Regions from separate parts of the Homo sapiens genome. Here region 2 is linked to region 1. Evidence: chromatin contacts called from ENCODE Hi-C or POLR2A ChIA-PET data. All regions are on one chromosome and are shown on one strand. Each heading gives the region's core, a stretch centred on a gene start or an enhancer-like site at or near the end of the contact. The rest is flanking DNA. Distances are from core to core; before and after follow the strand shown.

What was found. Hi-C counts contacts between places; a loop is a spot of excess contacts on that map. ChIA-PET counts read pairs that join two places held with the same protein, here RNA polymerase II (POLR2A). Pooled maps may share reads with other maps.
Region 2: a loop to region 1 is called in a map of endothelial cell of umbilical vein, with 3 times the contacts of the local background. The contact joins the promoter of APBB1 here to the enhancer-like site in region 1. A Hi-C loop is called at or near these places in 15 of 168 maps with a recorded cell type or tissue (CD4-positive, alpha-beta T cell, CD4-positive, alpha-beta memory T cell, CD8-positive, alpha-beta T cell and 9 more), 4 of 37 single-sample maps with no recorded cell type and 28 of 50 pooled maps. POLR2A ChIA-PET finds 5 or more read pairs at or near these places in 36 of 52 experiments (A549, AG04450, CD4-positive, alpha-beta T cell and 26 more).

Annotation. Positions count from the first base shown.
Region 1 is chr11:6,376,408-6,382,719 of GRCh38, reverse strand. No RefSeq gene overlaps it. Among named protein-coding and RNA genes, the nearest start is that of SMPD1, 11 kb to the left of the region's middle. Within about 2 kb of position 4,364, at least 4 of the 41 ENCODE cell types and tissues checked have a DNase peak (open chromatin) inside an H3K27ac peak, as active enhancers do; they include CD4-positive, alpha-beta T cell and endothelial cell of umbilical vein, where a contact is called at or near this core.
Region 2 is chr11:6,417,479-6,423,653 of GRCh38, reverse strand. APBB1 (amyloid beta precursor protein binding family B member 1) reads left to right here and starts at 4,560. Exons shown (of 15, transcript NM_001164.5): 1 at 4,560-4,669. RefSeq lists silencers at 4,193-4,592, 4,603-4,792.

The DNA.
Region 1 (6,312 bases), core at 3,115-5,614:
TTGGCAATTGGTTGAAAAGAGTTATTATCTAAAGAGCTGGAATCAATAGAAAGGAATGTCGGCAGGGCGTGGTGGCTCAAGCCTGTAATCCCAGCACTTTGGGAGGCCGAGGCAGGTGGATCACCTGAGGTCAAGAGTTCGAGACTGGCCTGGCCAACATGGTGAAACCCCATCTCTACTAAAAATACAAAAAATTAGCCAGGCATGGTGGCAGGTGCCTGTAATCCCAGCTACTCGGGAGGCTGAGGCAGGAGAATCGCTTGAACCCGGGAGGTGGAGGTTGCAGTGAGCCAAGATGGGTCCATTGCACTCCAGCCTGGGCGGCAAAAGCGAAACTCTGTCTCAAAAAAAAAAAAAAAAAAAGAATGTCTAGGTTAAGATAAGGAGGTGTTGTGAGACCAAGATTTTTGTTTGTTAGTTTGTTTTTGTTCTGTTTTGTTTTTTGAGACAGAGTCTTGCTCTGTCACCCAGGGTGGAGTGCAGTGGCACGATCTTGGCTCACTGCAACCTCTGCCTCCCGGGTTCAAGTGATTCTGCAACTTCCGCCTCCTGGGTTCAAGTGATTCTCTTGTAGCTGGGATTACAGGTGCCTGCCACCATGCGTGGCTAATTTTTGTATTTTTAGTAGAGATGGGATTTTGCCATGTTGGCCAGGCCGGTCTCAAACCCCCGACCTCAGGTGATCCACCCGCCTTGGCCTCCCAAAGTGCTGGGATTACAGGCGTGAGCCACCAAGCCTGACCCGGAGACCAAGATTTTATCATGCAGATGAAACCTCCATGTATCAGGCATCAGAGCGCTTATCAGACCTAAACAGGTGCCAGACTCTTAATTTTCTCCTGGATCAGAGGAGAGACCTGGAGAAAAAAAGGGATTGTCTACAGAATGTAGGTTTTCCCCATTAAGATCTTTTATTTATTTATTATTTATGATTTTATTTTTTATTTTTTGAGACGGAGTCTTGCTCTCTCGCCCAGGCTGGAGTGCAGTGGTGCGATCTCGGCTCACTGCAACCTTCGCCTCCCAGGTTCAAGCAATTCTCTGCCTCAGCCTCCCAAATAGCTGGGATTGCAGGCACCTGCCCCCACGCCCAGCTAATTTTTGTATTTTTAGTAGAGACGGGGTTTAACCATGTTGGCCAGGCTAGTCTTGAACTCCTGACCTCATGATCCACCTGCCTCGGCCTCCCAAAGTGCTGGGATTACAGGCGTGAGCCACTGCACCCGGCCAGATCTTTTTAAATGTTAATGCTCGTCACTTGTTCCCAATTCTGAGAGAGAAGAGTATGATGAGGCATGTCCAATCCCCACTTTCAATCATGGCCTGAACTAGATTTTCTGGTTTAGTTTGGAATGTCTTTGGGAGAGAGGGGACTCTGTCAGTTGGTTGGGGGAGCTTAGAATTTTATTTTTGGTCTACATGGGGGAATAAGCCCTTTGTTCCTGAAGGCAGGTCAGGTGGCACATCACAGTGTCCACCACAGACTACCTCTTGTGCCACTTGGATTCATTTCACAGAAGTCTGGAACAGCTCCTCTAGCATACTAATGACTAATGAGTCTCTCTTCATGGTGGAAATTAGAAGAAAGATAGTGGAAAGAATTATAGCTCTCTGAAGCCTCTCTCAGGACAGCAACTGATACTCATCATTTTCCTCTTTTATCCATTTTAGCTTTCCTTCACCCTTAGAGAGCACCTCTGCTGATTTCAGTGGCTTACCTGATGGTGTAATGCAAACTTTCTCCCTGGGGGGTCTGAGCCTCACTATCCATGCTCTCCTCAAGCCATGCTCCTGCACTTGTCTTTTTACCATCAAAATAGGGCAGGGACTACCAAGAGGCACCCAAGTGGGCCAGCTGGATGCCAAGCATATTCCCCCATGTCTCCATTTTGTAACAGTTGTATTATCAGGATCAACAATGACAATCAGGATCAACGCTACAGCCACCATGATCATGCCTCTTCTTGCCTGCTGGCCCCTGCACGCAGGAGCCCAGAGTTCCTAGGCAACAACCATAACCCATTCACCTGCTGGACACATTTCCCCATTGGGAATCAGAGCCTCTAAAGCAGCAGAGCCTAGAGTTGTAGGGGCAGAAAGCACAAATTTCCCAAGTAGATTCCTGGGAGTGATGGCGAACAGAGCCACGCCTGCTTTCTCTCTTTGGTTCTGAACCCATGTGTTTTACCTTTTGGGAACAGAACACCAGGTTGTTGGTTTAAAGTGTATACTGCATGCTAGAAGGTGGCACCTCCTCCTCTCTAGGAATTACTTCCATGTTTGTGCTTCAGCTGTGCATCTACAGCTGATTCTATCACTGTGTTAGGCTGGCAGTTTCTGGGTGGTCGGCTGTAATGTGACCAGTGGACACAAAAGTCATGTGCCCGCTTTACACCTCTTTTGCTGAAAAGTGGTTCCTGGTACGACATGATAGGATTCCGTACCTGTTGCTCAGACACTGTCTCTGTAAGCCCTTGGATAGTGGTTGAGGCCTAGGAGGTGGGAAAATTCATTATGAACAAAGTTTTCTGCAGGGCTGGTAGTGGGAAAGGTGAGACAACCTTATTCTTGACTTTCTCTGGGTTTTAGAACTTCTGAAACCTATTGTGCAGGCTTCTAGGCTATTGGATAATGACTAGAACTTGGGGAAGGGAGAGCAAGGCTGGTGTTTAAAGATCTAAAGTTATACAGCCTCTGCCTCAGTGGCGAACTGAGTCCCTGGCTTGGAGAGTGATTGGCAGAGGGACAAAATGGGCTGCTTGGTTGGGACAGATAACTTCTTAGTTAATCTGGGTTAATTTAAGCAGACATTCGCTTAGGGTACTTACATTTTGTTGTGTCAGGAAACCTGTACAAACAGCTGAGCACGGTGGCTCACGCCTGTAATCCCAGCACTTTGGGAGGCCTAGGTGGGCGGATCACCTGAGATCAGGAGTTCGAGACCAGCCTCAATATGGAGAAACCCCGTCTCTACTAAAAATACAAAATTAGCCGGGCGTGGTGGTGCATGCCTGTAATCCCAGCTACTCCGGAGGCTGAGGCAGGAGAATTGCTTGAACTTGGGAGGCGGAGGTTGCAGTAAGCTGAGATCAGACCATTGCACTCCAGCCTGGGCAACAAGAGTGAAACTCTGTCTCAAAAAAAATTAAAAATAAAAAAAAAGGAAACCTATACAAATTCTGTTCAAGTGGCCAGCCAATTCTTGAGCTGTCTGTGAAACTGCAAATTGAATTCGAAATTCCAGACAGCAGCCCAGCACTGATGGGGAAAGGTCTCCCTCTTGTGGAAATTTTAGGGATTACTGGAAAGCTAGTAATCTATACCTTTAAGAGCTCAAATCCAGAAGAAATTTTTCTTGACAGGCAATTCCAACGCAGTGTATGTAGAACCCCCAATAGTAGGGGCTGCAATTTAAATTCAAGCTATCTGGATTAGAATCTTTGTTCTGCCACTTATTAGTTGTGTGACCTGGACAAAGCACATCACTTTTTGAGCTTCAATTTCTTTCTGTGTGACATGAAGATAATAGATAATATAAGGTTGTGAAGTTACAATGAGACAGTACTTAGATTAATAGATGTGACAGAGGAAGACTTTTAGTATCTGATGCAAACTTTTAAAGTTGCATCTTATATTTCATTACCAACTATACAGAATCTACCACCTTATACATAGTAGATGCTGTATCTGTATTGACTATCATTGATTTAATGAGGTCTAGCTGATAACTCTCCCCAGTTTTCCATGCCTTATCCACACTGTCCATTGACAGGAGAGAGGAAATCTATGGTTACAGTGAGGTGGAGGCTGAAGGAAAAGTTAAATGTTAAAAACTGCCCTTCGCCACCCCGCCCTGTGGAAGACGTAGGGAGTATTTACTTAATGACAATAACTTAGCTCCATCTATTGTCAGGAAATCATCCATTTATTCCCACCCACCGCCGCCAACACACACACTGTTCTGTGTCAGGCCCAGACCAAGAAGCTGGGGATATACCTGTTAGTAGGAAAAGCCCTGCCCTACAGAAGACTCCAGCTCAGGAGAGGATAGGGGCAAGAATAACATACTTGCCTCACCCCATCAGCCAGCATGAGGAAGCAACATAGAAGCTGTCCCCTGCAGACCTCCTGTCAACAGTCACGTGAGCACCCAATGTCACCAGTGTTGACAGATGATCTTCCAGTCGTTCCTGGGAGAAGGCTTTCCATCCGCAGCTACCTACATCTTATATAGGATGAAGGTCACCTCTCTGTGTCCTGAGATATTGCCACACTCCAACCACACTGTCTCATGTGGACATTCACTTAAAACGACTCAGGATACTTGTAAGCTCCACTGAAGCAGTCAGATCTTTGACACACAGGAAGGGGAGTGTAATGTGGAAGGAAGTGTCTCAGCCCTGTACTTGGGTAGGCTGAACAAGGGTGAAATCTAGTCCTGAAACCTAGACAGTTTTACATTTTTTTTTCTTTACCATCTCTATTCTCTGAAGAAGCTAATCCTTGGGAGGATATTTTTCAGCTTCCAAACAGAAATTGAACTAGGAAACCAATATATATGGTTGTGCATGCACATTTGTGTGCACATGAGTGCATGGGTGGTGTGGTGGATGGGCACCACCCCCAATGCAATAGCTCTCTGACTTCATCAATGCATCCAGTCTATCTTCCTTTTCTCTCTGTTTACCCACCTGCTCCTGGCTTCCTGTCTGTTTAAAATAATACTTTATAATCTAACATTATAGTAATTCCTTTGCAGATATGCTCAGCTCCTGTGTTCCCCTCTCCTCTGTCATTTTCATCTGGCTGAACTCCAGTCTCAAATGATCCCAATTACTTTCATTTTCTTCTTCTGAACCAGAGTAGCTGAAATTGTTACAGCAAATTCTATAGCTAGAAAAAGTGATATAAGGCCGGGCGCGGTGGCTCACGCCTGTAATCCCAGCGCTTTGGGAGGCCAAGGCGGGTGGATCACGATGTCAGGGGATCGAGACCATCCTGGCTAACACGGCGAAACCCCATCTCTACTAAAAATACAAAATATTAGCCAGGCGTGGTGGTGGGCGCCTGTGGTCCCAGCTACTCAGGAGGCTGAGGCAGGAGAATGGCGTGAACTCAGGAGGCGGAGCTTGCAGTGAGCCGAGATCGAGCCACTGCACTCCAGCCTGGGCGACAGAGCGCGACTCCGTCTCAAAAAAAAAAAGAAAAGAAAAAAAGAAAAAGTGATATAATGATAAATTCATGATCCCCAGACTCACATGGTCCCTCAGTGCTGCCTGGCAATTTTTCCGTGTTTCTCTAGTGAGCTTGCTCTTTTTCTACTTTTTCTAACTTTTTCATTGCTTTGTAGATCTTTTCATATCTCTGCATCCTCTGTCCTCACACCACCCACTCTTACTGATTTTGCCTTCTATTTTACAGATAATTTAGAAGCCATCCAGAGAGACATTCCCTTGTCTTTGTTACAACAAATTAAAACCCTGCTTGCATCTGTACCCATCCTCTCCCTTTCCCCCTCTGTTATATCCTAATATTTTACAGATGATGAAATACAGGTGCAGAGAAGTTACATAGCTTGCCTAAGATCACACAGCTAGCAAGTAGTTGAGCCCAGTTCCCAGCAGATGAAGCATCCCTCTTACAAAGGGCTGATACTTTTATATTGTTCTATCTCTCAGGGATCTGATTATATTAGCTATTCCCCTTCTCTTAGTTAATTTTTTTTTTTTTTTTTTTTTTTGAGATGGAGTTTCGCTCTGTCACCCAGGCTGGAGTACAGTGCCATAATCTCGGCTCACTGCAACCTCTGCCACCCAGGCTCAAGCGATTCTCCTGCCTCAGCCTTCTGAGTAGCTGGGACTACAGGCACGCACCACTACGCCTGGCTGATTTTTGTATTTTTAGTAGAGATGGGGTTTCACCATATTGGCCAGACTGGTCTCAAACTCCTGACCTCAGGTGATCCACCTGCCTCGGCCTCCCAAAGTGCTGAGATTACAGGCGTGAGCCACCTCACCTGGCCCTCTCCTAGTTAATATTAAGTTATGTCATCAGTGACAAAAAACTGAAAATAACAGCAGCTTTAAAGGAGGTCGGCATTTATTCCTCCCTCACATAGACATAGCCCATCCAGGACTTGCATGACAACGATATGATGAGCAGGAAACCAGGCTGCTTTGATCTTGCTCACCATCCCCAAAATGTGGCTTTCACCTTGTGGCTCATGCTCCAGCCATCATCTCTACACTCTTGCCAGCAGGAAAAAGAACAGAGCCCTTCCCTTTAAGGACACTTCCTAGAAGTTGCACAAGA
Region 2 (6,175 bases), core at 3,311-5,810, 41 kb before region 1:
TGGTTGCTCACCCCTGTAATCCCAGCACTTTGTGAGACCAAAGTGGGAAGATTGCTTGAGTGCAGGAGTTCCTGACCTGCTGGGGCAACATAGTGAGACCCCCATCTCTTCATAATAAACAAACAAAAGAATAGTTCTGTTGAAGAAGGGTATTGGATTGAGAAAGTTTTTGCTAGGTCTTGAATTTGACTTAGGAATTCCACTTCATGTAGCATGTGGGAAGACTTTATTCCTTATAGATTTTCCAAATGAAAACCGCCATCAAGAAGAAAAGAGGTGTGTCAGATCAATCATAAGAAAATTTACAATACCAAAGCAGTACTTATATATAGTGGAGGATAAAGCTGCCTTCATTCCAGAAGTGTCTTTACTTTTAATAGAGATGAAAGCTCTATACTTTCATATAGGTGACTTGGGTGCCAACTGCCTAGTAATTCTAATTAGCTAGACTACCAAACCAAATAGCATAAAGCCACTACTCTTGGTAAATGACTCTAGATGGATTTGCTTATAATTCAATTTTTTCCTGATAGGTCCAAGGTAATAATTTTCAAAGTCTGCTGCCTCAGAGGAACCCACATTGGTCAGAACCAAATGCAGCATTTGAGGTGGCTCATAGGCTATTCATTGGTTGCTCCCACACCATAGAAAGCATCAGAAGAGGGAAGAGATTACAGTAGGGAAAGGATGGGTGAAAGGCACAGGTTGATTCCCCATTGGTCAGGAGACTTTGCAGACCTCAGAGGAGATCAGGAATTCAGGAAGATCGCCTGCGGGTCAAATACATAAGGAAAAAGATGCCCATGTGAACTGCACATGGGCATCCCTAGCTAATTAGAGTCCTCCCTTCAACCTCATCATGCAATCTATGTCCTTCTTACCTGAAGAGATTTCCCTGAATACTGCAGCCTTCCTGCTCAATGAGATTGGGAAGACAAATATTTTGGTGGGCTATCTGTAAATGGGTGATACTTCTGGATTTTTTTTTTCATTTTCTCAAAAATAAATCTAGATGTCATTTTTTAAATCTACAATTCCATAGCTAATCAACCAACTGATCACTGATTTCTGGGAATTCTACCTCTTGAATATTTATTAAACCTATGCAATTTTCTCCATCCCTAGTCCCACCACCAGAGTCCAAGCCATCATCATCTTTAACCTGGTCTCTTGCTTCCTAACTGGTCTATATTCTTCCAATTTTGCTTTCCACCTATCTATTCTTCCTCAGGAGCTGAAAGCGATCTTCTAAAATGCGAGTGTGAACATGCCCCTCTCCTGCTTCAAACCCTTCCATGATTTTCCATTGCCCTTAAAATAAAGGTCAAACCCTTAGCTCAGCATATAAGGCCCTCCTTGATCTGGCACTTTCCCACCTTCCTATTTCATCTTATGCCATTCTCCACTATCACAACTGTTAGGCTGTTCTTGTGTTGCTGTAAGTAAATACTTGAGACTGGGTAATTTATAAAGAAAAGAGGTTTAGGGCCAGGTGTGGTGGCTTATGCCTGTTATCCCAGCACTTTGGGAGGCCAAGGCGGGCGGATCACGAGGTCAGGAGATTGAGACCATCCTGGCTAACACGGTGAAACCCCATCTCTACTAAAAACACAAAAAATTAGCTGGGCATGGCAGTGGGTGCCTGTAGTCCCAGCTACTTGGGAGGCTGAGGCAGGAGAATGGTGTGAACCCGGGAGGCGGAGATTGCAGTGAGCCGAGATTGCGCCACTGCACTCCAGCCTGGGGGACAGAGCGAGACTCTGTCTCAAAAAAAAAAAAAAAAAAAGAAAAGAAAAGAGGTTTAATCGGCTCACAGTTCTGCAGGCTATACAGGAAACATAGCACCAGCATCTGCTTGGCTTCCAGGGGGTCCTCAGGAAGCTTTTACTCATGGCAGAAAGCAAAGTGGGAGCAGGCATCCCACATGGCTGATCAGAAGCAAGAGAGTGTGGGGGGAGAGGTGCCATACACTATTTATTTATTTATTTATTTATTTGAGATGGAGTTTCACTCTGCTGCCCAGGCTGGAGTGCAGTGGCGTGATCTCGGTTCACTGCAGCCTCCGCCTCCTGGGTTCAAGTAATTCTCCTGCCTCAGCCTTCCAAGTAGCTGGGACTACAGGTGCCCGCCACCATGCCCAGCTAATTTTTTTGTGTTTTTAATAGAGATGGGATTTCACCATGTGGACCAGGCTGTTCTCGAACTCCTGGTCTCAAGTTGATCTGCCCACCTTGGCCTCCCAAAGTGCTGGGATTACAGGCCTGAGCCACCACGCCTGGCCATGCCACACACTTTTAAATAACCGGATCTCACAAGAACTCACTCATCATGGGGAAGACAGCACCAAGCCATGAGAGATCCACCCCTACGACCTGAACACCTCCCACCAGACCCCACCTCCAGCATTGGGGATTACAATTCAACATGAGATTTGATCAGGGACAAATATCCAAACTATATCAACACCCATACTGACCTTCCTGTATTTCTCCTGCTACTTGGAATACTTTTCTCTTCTCCTGGCTGACCTCTAGCTCCTTCATCCCTTTCCCTCACTGAATTGTCACTTCCTATGAAAGCCTCCTAAACTTCCCAGGCCAAATTAAGCCCACTCACATAGCTCCCGGTACATCTCCTTCAAGACACTCATCACATTCCTAATTACATATTTAATGTCTCTTTCCCCTGTTAAATTTCAAGCTGTATGAGAGACGGAACTGTATCTTGTTTCTTGACCTGTTGCTAGCACCAAGGACAGTACCTCATACATAGTAATTATTTGATGAAAGAAAATGAATGAATGAATGAATGAGGACACTTTTGTTCTTCTGGGTAATTCTTCTTCATCTTTCAAGAACCCAGGTCAGATGTCATTTCCTCCAGGTGAGATGCAGTCAAATCTGATTCGTCTTTAGATCCCTAGGGCCTGGCTTGGGACCTGATACATGGTTCATATATCATAGGCATTTGTCAAATCATTATAAACTATTGGTTGTGAATTCATAATTGTTGAAACTGAATGATAGGTATATGAGGGTTCATTATATTGTTCTGTCTGCTTTAGTATATATTGGAAATTTGCCATAATAAAAAGTTAAAACATTTATATTTACCACAAGTAAAATAAAAGTATATTCAAAGATGACTTTGAAGCTTCTGGCTTGGGAAGCCAGTAGTTGGTGTCATTCATTGGAATGGATGGAATGGAGTTGTGTCCAGTGTGGGATGTGTGTTGTGTTGTGTGTGTTGAAGAGGGTTCTTTTTCACCCCAGTGAAACTCCTTAAAAGACTAATAAAGGGGGATGAAACAATAAATTGAGGCTGGACACTGTGTCTGACGCCTGTAATCTCAGCACTTTGGGAGGCCGAGGTGGGAGGATCGCTTGAACACAGGAGTTCCAGACCAGCCTGGGGAACACAGTGAGACCCCCTCTCTACTAAAATACAAAAAGCCAGGCGCGGTGGCACATGTCTGTGGCCCAGGTACTCCGGGGGCTGAGGCGGGAGGAATCTGAGCCCTGGAGGCTGAGGCTTCAGAGAGCCATGATCTTGCCCCTGGGTGACAGAGTGAGACCCTGCCTTGAAAGAAAGAACGAACTCAGATTTGGATATCTTTAGTTTTAGGCACCTGAGAGGGATTAGCATGTAGAGGCTTTCTGGATGGTAATATAACCTCTCATTATCCTTGATGGCCTCTGGGTCACTGATCTGACCATTGGGATGTATCCCACTATCCAGGGAGGGTCTGTAGTAAGTATTGCACCCCACCATCTTCCTTACATCTTTACACTTTTCATTCACAATATCCCCTTCCTTGTGAATTTCTACCGGGGAGCAATGTATTCTTGACATTTTCCAGGCCTTGATGTCAGCTTTATGCTCAGCAGCAGAGGTATTTCAGTGTCAAGAAACATCGGAGTTCCAGTCTAAATTCATCACTAACTGTGACTGCGGGCAAGTCGCTTTACCTCTCTTAATCTTAGCCTCAGCCTCTGAAAAATGAGGATAATAATTCTGGTGATTTTACAGAGCTGATGTGAAGATTAATGCGCGTTAACGGTTTAATAGAGAGCCCGGCACGGTGTAAGTGGTCAATAAATACGAGCTATTATTATGAGCAACGCTGTGTCCTCAGAGCCTCCCCACCAGGACGTCAGGGAGCGGTGCAGCAGGAGCGGCGCAGAGTGCCTCCCGGGAATCCTTCCCCGCGCGGCCGCGGCGCCGCACAGCCGCCGCCATTCGGGCTCCAGCCCCGTCCGCGCGTCTCCCGGCGTGGGTGCGGGACCAGGGCGCTGCGGGGCGCGCAGGGTGAGTCTGTGGAATAGTAGTGGAGGACGGCGCCGCGCTAGGCGGGGGTCCCAGGGAGTCGGCTGCAGGGGTGTCTGCTGGGAGGGCTGGACCGCGGGGCTCACCGAGGTCCGAGGGCCGCCCGCAGGGTGAGGCCCCCAAGAAGCTGCGGCAAGTGCCGCGCCCGCCGAGCTCGCTCCCGCGCCCGCCCCAAGATGGCGCCCCTCCCCCTCCCCTTGCGCGCGCCTCCGCCGCTCGGGGCGCGGCCCCGCGGCCCGCGCGCTCCTGGGCGGGGGATGTTGTGATGGAGAAGCCGCGGCGGAGCCCGAACCCCGCAGCCTGAGCCACCTCCGTCATCTGGGCCCGGGGCCTCACCGCGCAGGTAGGAGGTGTCCCTGCCCCGGCCCAGCCCCGGTGGCTGCGTCCCGATCACCAGCGGCCGGCGGACCCTGTAGCCCCTACCCTGCGGCAGCCCGGGTCCCCCGGCCGGCCCCATCCCCCATCCCCGGGTCGCCCTTCCACCGCGCGCCCGCAGACCGTCCTCTCATACCCACCATCGCAGGGTCCACTCGGGCCCTCACACCGTCCCTTCCGCTGCCCTTTACCTCCTGCCCCTCGGGGTGACTAGGGGCGGGTATGGAGGACGCGAAGCGAGGGGCAGTGGGTGTTGGGGGAGGGGAGGCCCAGGTCCGGGAAGGGGACGTGGGGTGGGGTGGGCTGGCAGGCCGCGCCGATTCCAGCAGGGGTCCCAGGCCCTGGATCTGTCAAGCCGCATTCTGTTGCCCTCAGCGACCGAGGGGTGTGCCCTGGGGCGGCTGTGTCCCCAGCTCAGCCAGGAGGCCTAGCACTGCCAAGAACACTGATTAGAAGCAGTTTTCCCACTGCCAATTCCTAACCTGTTTTGTATCGGCCTGTGTATCTCTTGCATTCTGAGCCCCTCTAGCTATAGTCCCAGCTCTCTCCGCCCTTCAGAGTCAACGCTTGCTGTCTTCATTTCCTTACTTCCCATTCATTCTTAAAAGCACTCCACTCTGTGTCCCTGACACCCACTGAAACTGTCTAGGCCAAGGTCACCGGAGACCTCCTTGTGGAGAACTCCAGTGGACACTGTTATCTCCTTTACCTTTGAGTAGTATTCGGTGGGGTATGTCAACTCACTCTCCTTGAAGCATTTTCCTGCTTTCTGCCCTACAGCATTGTCTGCTCTTCTCAATCTCATTTGCTTCCTCTCCTCCTCTCTTTAGATGCTGGTGAGGCTCTTGGCTCTGTCCCGAGCTGTCTTCTCTCAGTATCTGTTCTTTCTCCCCAGATATTTTATCTACTCCCAAAGCTTCAAATTTCATATATATGCTAATGATTCCCAAATTTATATATCCAGCCCAGACTTCTTTCCTGAAATCCAGACTCATATGTCCAGCTGCTCTCTTGACATCTCCTTGAAAGACAAACAGGAGTTCCAAACCTATAGATTCCAAGCTAAATTATCTTCTGTGGTTTTCTCTGTACCCCACTTCCAAATCTGTTCTTCCTTCGAATCTCAAAAATGGCTCTTTGCCAATCTGGAGTCATGAGCAAGACTTGAGATTAACCCCTCTCTCACTCTCTGCATCTCATTTCACCAAGTTCTGTCACATCCACTGCCTAAATATTTCTCAAATCCATTCATTTCGCTCTTTCCTCACTGCCACCAAAGTTAATCTGGGCCACCACCATTTTTTTTCCTTGACTACTTTAATAGCATACCCTCTTGCCTACCTCCCTTTAACTGTTCTCAACACAGTACCCAGAGTAATCCTTTGAAAAATGCTTCCAATCACTTATTCATGCAATAAATATGATTTCAGCACCTAATATATGCCAGGCACTGTGTTATGTCCTGAAGATATAA